Linked DNA regions of Homo sapiens: regions 1 and 2 are each linked to region 3. A link is a loop called in an ENCODE intact Hi-C map of the cell type or tissue named here. Cell type or tissue: CD4-positive, alpha-beta T cell. All regions are shown on one strand. Region 1 overlaps LRRC9 (leucine rich repeat containing 9). Region 2 has its middle 9.0 kb from the start of LINC02322. Region 3 overlaps LRRC9 (leucine rich repeat containing 9).

Region 1 (2,500 bases), 99 kb after region 3:
ACTTTCCAAGATCAAATCGAATGTAACTGCCTAAAGAGAAATGAGCATACACCAAGAAACTCACCTGTTTAGTAGTTGTACAAAAACTAGCGGACAGTGGTCAGTTAAAAAAAAAAAAAAAAGATAATCATGTTACTTAAGTTACTGAAGCACTTCAGTTCCATATGAAGATAATCTATTACCCTTCATGAACTTGATTTAATATCACCTCTCTTAAACTTTCTTTATGGTTATCTTTAGTTATTTGTTTGAATTTCTATATCATAAAAATCATCAACTATTACATCAGACTACAATTTGAAAAGACAAAAGTGACATGAAACAAAGTCCAGAGAACTGAATGCTTAGTTCTAGTATTAGAAACATTTAGTCATGAAATGTCATTATGAAAAGTCATAGGAAGATATTGAGAAAAGATAACTTTAGGAAATAGGCATACTTTCATTTGTAGAGTATCTATTCATTTGAGATTACACAAAACTACAGCACATTTCTTACCAAACACAACTATTACTAAAGCAAGATGAGTTTTGCTAGTTGAACTACAGATTGGTTTTTAGGACTGTATTTTTTTAAAAAATACCCTCAAACCAGATCGGCCCTCAAAATTGTTTAGAGATGCAAATTGTGGGCATCAATAGTAGTTTCTAAATGTGGCTAACCGTGGGTGCAACCAGTCCTTCATGCTCTAAGAATAAAAAAAGCGTCCGATTTCAAATACAAATCATTTAATTACACCTACAGTGATACAAGTTTACAAGTAGTTTCAGGCTGAAGAGAACATGTATTCAAACTGAGTGGACACATTTAAAAATATGACCTTCAATAATTATACTTCACTGAACTTTTCTAAACTATTACATTGCATAGTACTAGGACGTATCACAGATTAATCAAATGTGGTTATGAATTTGCTTGTTACAGTTACTAAAATTGATAACCAAATTGCCAATCATATTTTGATATAAATGAGCTCCATCATTCATGAAGTATTCTATTCAAAATTTTAAAGTTATTGGCTCAACAGTACACATAGTTTCATAATATTTTATACTTTCCTTACACGAAAATAAATTATTTTAACTAAAATATGTAGACTTTATAATCTGTCTGGAAATAGTTTTAAAGGTACTTTGGAAATGATATAATTCCAATGTCTATGCAACAATTTTGTATTTTTCTTTTTAAATGCTGTATGTCTTTACTTTAATCATGTAATATTTAAAAGTTCAAACCTAATTACAGATTGATTTTGCTCTTTGTAATGTGTGGTTTTTAAACAACTATTACATTTAGGTGGAAATAGGATCTTTTGTTTAAAAACAACTATGCAGTTCTTAAGATGTCCAGAAGATGTCTTTGTTGCCCTTTAGTTTTGACAACTGCTTTCATTATAGTGTTGTGACAGTCTACTCTTCACTATTTATTACTAAATTGGCATCATCTTCTTTTTTTCTTTTATGATTATGTATAAATTAAATGCTGAATATATGTTACTTTTATAATAAAAAGTGTCTTAAAATAACAAAGTGGGAAAATAAATGTAATAGGTTTCACTGGAGAAAAATGTTCAGAATAGAAATATATAAAGCAGAAAAAACATAACTTACACTGTATTCACTTAGCATTTTGGCATATTTTCTTTTAGCCATTTTTCCTATGGACTTTTAATACATTTGAGATCTTCATGTGATTTTTATGTACACATTGTTAAATTTTGAGCTATTTATAATTCTTAAAAATTGTTAATTAAATGTCATCTGAGCCGGGCGCAGTGGCTCACATCTGTAATCCCAGCACTTTGGGAGGCCAAGGCAGGCAGATCACAAGGTCAGAAGTTCGAGACCAGCCTGGCCAATATGGTGAAACCCCATCTCTACTAAAAATACAAAAATTAGCCAGGCGTGGTGGTGTGCTCCTGTAGTCCCAGCTACTAGGGAGGCTGAGGCAGACAAATTGAGCAAGACTCCATCTCAAAAAAAAATTTTTTTTTCATCTAAATTTCTGAGTAGCTGGAATTACACCACCACGCCAGGTGCAGTGGTTCACGCCTGTAATCCCAGAACTTTAGGCGGCCAAGGTGGGCAGATCACCTGAGGTCAGGAGTTCAAGACCAGCCTGGCCAACAAGGCAAAGCCCCATCCCTACTAAAAATACAAAAATTAACTGGGAATGGTGGCGTACACCTGTAATCTCAGCTACTCAGGAGGCTAAGGCAGGAGAATCGCTTGAACCAGGGAGGCAGAGGTTGCAGTGAGCTGAGATGGCACCACTGCACTCCAGCCTGGGTGACAGAGTGAGACTCCCTCTCAAAAAAAAAAAAAAAAAAACTGTAAAAGAGAGTAAACTATTTATTCATCAAGGTATTTCACTTAGATAAAATGTATAATTTATCCAGTAAAGTTATTATGTCTTTGCTCCCAGCAAATGTCTTGATTTATTTTGCAAGCAAATGTATGATTATATAACTTGTTTTCATTAAAGACAATTCCACAAACAA
Region 2 (2,500 bases), 370 kb after region 3:
CTTCAGAGCTTACAAGCATTAGAAACATGCCAGAAATCTACTCACAGCAAAACTGTTTTTTTAGAAAATCACACAGAATTGAAAACCCGGTTTAAAAAGCTCCATACAAATCATGAGCTATTTATCACTTTCCTTTAATACACTACCATTTTACTCCAAGAGCCCCATTTAACAGAACTTCAAAACTGAAAGTGGATTTATTTACATTTTTTATGAAGAAACAATGGTATATACTCTTAATCACCCAGTGTTTCTCCACGGGGTTGCTAATGGCATTGGCAGAATGTTTAGCATCGCTGGTTCTTGGGTGCTAAATGCCAGTGGCACCCTCCTCCAAGTCTTTGTGACAACCAACGTTGCTCCCTGACATGCACGTGCGCGCGCTAGCGCACACACACACACACACACTCTCTCTCTCTCTCTCTCTCTCTCTACCTGCCCTCAGTGGGGCAGTACTGCCCTCGCTTGAGAACCCAAACTGCCTTATGCTGAAAAGAAACCTGAGACCCAGGGAAGAGAAGGGCAGTAGGGATTTGCCCAAGACCTACACCAAACTGGTATTGTGTTCGGCTTTCAGGCTGCAAAGAAGAAAGCGTTCAGACCATCTCAGATGTGGGGGGATTATAGAAAGTTTACACGGTGCAGGCTGGCGGGTGTGTGGTGAGGAGACCCAGAAAACCATTTCAGGGATCTCCCAGCCAGGCCTAATGGAGAAGAAGAAGACTTTTTCTCACTGTTGCAAGTTCAACAGCAGATGTGAGGTCTCAGGGGCTGCTCTGGGGACTTGGCCGCTTTGTCACCCGTGCCGGAAGCTCACAGGCCCCGGAGATCCCGCCTTCTGACTGCATCGCCCTCTGCCTTATTTTTTCTGCTTTGCTTCCCCTCAAACTGTTTCCTTACTGCCTCTGTCCCTACTCCTTTCTTTCTGGTTGTTTTACGTTCACAGTTTCCTCAAGAAAATACAAACAGAATCATTAAATATCACCAATACACAGAATCCCTTTGGAACGGAGTTTTTTTTGCCAGGCTACCCGAGAAGCCGCTGGTACCATCCAAGGCTGCTTTGGGCTAGAGCCAACAGCTTATTTTCTCCAGCAGGGGGCAGCATCGCTCGTTGGCATCTTGAGGTTCACTACTCAAGGTGGGCTTTGAAGTCAGATTGCCTGGGTTTGAAAGCCAGCTCCATAAGCCCCTGTGTAACTTCAGCTGCCTGTGCCTCCGTTTCTCATTTGTAAATTGACACATTAATAATAAAATGACTTCAAAAGATTTGTGTTTATGTGTGCTGGCAGGGGAAGGAAGTTTAAATGAGAAGGCATTAAAAATAACTCAAAATACAATGACAATCTTCATACAAGTAGAAAAAACAAATTATTTTGTCGTTCTTAAAATTTATGTAGAACCACTGTACTGGCATAACAACAGACACATAGATCAATGGAACAGAATAGAGAACTCAGATACCACCCATGCATTTACAGACAGCTCATTTCAGAATTACCATATGATTGAGCAATTCCACTAGTGGGTATGTATCCAAAAGAAAAAAAAAATTAAGGCCTGGTGCAGTGGCTCACACCTGTAATCCCAGCAATTTGGGAGGCCGAGGTGGGCAGATCACTTGAGCCCAGGAGTTCACGACCAGGCTGGGCAACATAGTGAAACCCCATCTCTACAAAAAAAATACAAAAATTAGTCAGGTGTAGTGGCGTCCATCTGTAGTTCCAGCTACTCGGGAGGCTGAGGTGAGAGACTCGCTTGAGCCCAGGAGGTGAGGCTGCAGTGAGCTGAGATCATGCCACTGCACTCCAGCCTGGGTGACAGGGTGAGACTCTGTCTTAAAAAAATAAAAAAAGAAAAAGAAAGAAAGAAAGAGAGAGAGAGAAAGAAAGAAAAAGAAAGAAAGAAAGAGAGACGGAAAAAGAAAGAGAGAGAGAAAGAAAGAAAAAAAAAAGATAGATCAGTATATCAAAGAAATATCTGCACTCCCACCTTTAGACAAAGGTGCCGAGAACATACAATGAGGAAAGAACAATCTCTTCAATAAATGGTGCTGGGAAAACTGGATAACCACATGCAGAAGAATGAAACCAGATCCCTATCTCTCACCATATACAAAAATGAAAGCAAAATGGATCAAAGCCTTAAATCTAAAACCTGAAACTATGAAACGACTAGTAAAAAACGTTGGGGAAATGCTCCAGGACGTCGGTCTGGGTGAAGACTTTTTTGTATAAGACTTCAAAGGCAGAAAAGAAAAAAAAATAGACAAATGGGATTACATCAGGCTAAAAAACTTCTGCACAGCAAAAGAAACTATCAACACAGAGACAACCAACAGAATGGGAGAAAATATTTGCAAACTATCCATCTGATAAGGAATTAGTAACCAGAATATATAAAGAGCTCAAACAACTCAATAGGAAAAAAACCCCAATAATTCTATTTAAAAATGAGCAAAAGATTTGAATAGACATTTCTCAAAAGAAGATATATAAAT
Region 3 (2,500 bases):
GAGAATATTGAATCCTCTACTGTAGGTGAAGAGTCTGAATGTAATTTGGAAGGTAACAAATGGCTGCAAAGGCTTTTGTTTTGTTTTATTGGCAGACTCTTCACCTACAGTAAAGGATCAGTGTTCTCCACTGTATAGTTTTAGACTATCATAACTTCTGTTCAACTCTTTTAAAGTCAGCTGAACTGTGTACCGCACTGCTCTTGAAGCAAACGCAGTACTCCACCACATAAGTGGTTTTGTTTGTTCTGTTTCCTTCACCCAGAATGCTTTTGCATACCTCACACTTACTTCATCATTGCTCAGCTGCTGAATTCCTGGGCAACATAAAATCTCCATGAAAAAATCACACTTCATAGCTCCTGCCTTCCTGGGGAACCAGCCTAGGAGCTAGGTATTGTTTATTCATTCCTTCCACCCATTCATGAGACGCCTCAAGCCCAATATCCCCTATATAGCAAAAACTTTATCTAAAACGCCTACAGCCCTAGTTTCTATCAGAGTGCAGAAAGCTTCCAGGACATGTTACTTAGGGGAAATTTGACAGATTTAGGCCCAGCAAATGATCCCTCTATAGGAGGGGCAGTAGCTTCCCCACCTCAGATGCTAATGTGGCTGTTTTGTAGGTACTCTAAACTGGTTAGCAGGCATCATGCTTGATTGCAACACTATTCATATCTGTCTCCTCTACCAGACTGCGAGCTCCTCTGGGATTAGTTTGGTTTAGGCAGCTCTCCTTTCAACTCTAAGGGAGAAGTAATTTATAAGATCCTGGCTGCATTGATTAAGTATTTGCTTGTGAGAAATATAGATGCCCTAAGTTAGGAGCTCAGCTATTAGGCTCAAGGAGAGACTACCCATCAGGAAGCTCACCTCTGTGACCTTAGCTCACACCCATTTCAGACCCTGGTTGATTATGTAGGTGAGGACCTAGATCTTTCATTAAAGGCAAATGTATTCCTTATAAGACCATTTACTTCCTTCTCAAAATGATCCGTTTTTCAATCTCATCTTAATCTAGGTTCTGTGCTAGACAGGACCGGAATTTTATGCGTATGGCCAGGTGAGGGCAGCAGAGAGCAAACAAGCACTTCAGTGTTATTTTCACACAGCTGGCCCCTGCTCCTCCTCCTCCAATTTTCAGATCAAATATCTTAACGTCTCTGAAAGGTCGTCCCCAAGGCCCTATCTTAAGTAGGTCCCCTTTGCATTCCTTACCCCAAGCTTCTCTTCAGAGCCTTTTTCAGTTTAGAAATTTTATTTCTGGCTTTACTTGTTTAGGCTTCATTAGAGCAGACAATGCCTCTTTCACATCCGTATTCATTGTCAGGAAGTTATTTCAGTAGTCCAATGAGAGATCGTGGTGATTTGGATTAGGATGGTAACAGTGGTGATGATGAAACACGATCACATTCAGGATGGATTTTAGATGTAGAGCCAGGCGGACTTGCTAAAGAATTAGATACTGGGGCCGGGCGCGGTGGCTCACGCCTGTAATCCCAGCACTGGGAGGCCGAGGTGGGCGGATCACGAGGTCAGGAGATTGAGACCATCCTGGCTAACACGGTGAAACCCCGTCTGTATTAAAAACACAAAAAATTAGCCGGGCGTGATGGCGGGCGCCTGTAGTCCCAGCTACTCGGGAAGCTGAGGCAGGAGAATGGCGTGAACCCGGGAGGCGGAGATTGCAGTGAGTGGAGATGGCGCCCCTGCACTCTAGCCTGGGCGACAGAGCGAGACTCCGCCTCAAAAAAAAAAAAAAAAAAAAAAAAAAAAAAAAAAAAAAGATACTGGTGAGGAAGAAAGGAGAGGATTATTCCTACGGTTTTGACTTAAGCTATCAGTTAAATGGTGGTGCCATATACTGAGATGGAAAATACTCAGAGGAGCAGGTTTGGGGTGCAGTGTTAGTTATGTTAGGTTGGAGTCACCTGTTTAACATGCAGATGGACATACCAAGTAGGTAGTTGGATATTCAAGTCTGGGTATAACCAGCTAAGTTGAGTAGAGATCAAGACTAGAAATAAAATGTTGTAATTTATCAGGATGTATATAAAGCCAAGGAACCACGTGAAATCATCTAGGGAGAGTGTTCGTGGAAGCAAGAGGAAGGCCAAAGGCTGATCCCTGGGCAGTTCAACATCTAAAAGTCTGTCTGAGAAGACCCAGCAAGAAAACTATGAAAGAGCAGCCAATAAGAGGAAGGCGTATGAAGTTTCCCTGAAGCTAAGAAAGTGTTTCAGAAAGTGAAGATTGCTCAACCAACCTGTCTTCCAGGCAGAACAAATGTGCAATAAATGAATAAATAAACGGAGCCACTATATGATTACTGTATCTTTAGCAAAAGACACAAAATATGAGCTATAACTTTTATCACGTAGTTTTCTGTTCTTAAACATTTTAAGGAAAATCTATTATTTTCTTCATGTATATTCTGTATGTATTCCCACATAGGTTTAATTTCTGCTATGAATTAATTCTGTCACGTTTTTGTGCCTGG

The links. Hi-C counts contacts between places; a loop is a spot of excess contacts. Peaks named below come from ENCODE experiments on the same cell type or tissue, not always from the same donor. Only the 100,000 strongest peaks of a DNase experiment are listed, where the experiment ranks them.
Region 1: it touches region 3 in a loop (13-fold over the local background); 38 of 110 quality-filtered maps call a loop at or near these places.
Region 2: it touches region 3 in a loop (4-fold over the local background); 6 of 110 quality-filtered maps call a loop at or near these places.

The regions. Positions count from the first base shown.
Region 1 is chr14:60,063,337-60,065,836 of GRCh38, forward strand. It overlaps LRRC9 (leucine rich repeat containing 9), which reads left to right. Exons shown (of 33, transcript NM_001395648.1): 33 at 1-2,500. The coding sequence ends at 26. All of the region lies in intron 1 of PCNX4-DT (PCNX4 divergent transcript), which reads right to left. Among named protein-coding and RNA genes, the nearest start is that of PCNX4-DT, 27 kb to the right of the region's middle. In CD4-positive, alpha-beta T cell, a CTCF peak has its summit at 1,308; a DNase peak (open chromatin) is centred at 1,365.
Region 2 is chr14:60,330,907-60,333,406 of GRCh38, forward strand. No RefSeq gene overlaps it. Among named protein-coding and RNA genes, the nearest start is that of LINC02322, 9.0 kb to the left of the region's middle. RefSeq lists enhancers at 690-929, 950-1,019. In CD4-positive, alpha-beta T cell, CTCF peaks have their summits at 1,059 (motif pointing right) and 1,267; DNase peaks (open chromatin) are centred at 405, 805 and 1,105; H3K4me3 peaks cover 1,178 bases.
Region 3 is chr14:59,964,135-59,966,634 of GRCh38, forward strand. It overlaps LRRC9 (leucine rich repeat containing 9), which reads left to right. Exons shown (of 33, transcript NM_001395648.1): 11 at 2,455-2,500. Among named protein-coding and RNA genes, the nearest start is that of LRRC9, 45 kb to the left of the region's middle. RefSeq lists an enhancer at 1,153-1,212. In CD4-positive, alpha-beta T cell, CTCF peaks have their summits at 1,063 (motif pointing right) and 1,262; DNase peaks (open chromatin) are centred at 1,087 and 1,717; H3K4me3 peaks cover 1,239 bases; H3K27ac peaks cover 579 bases.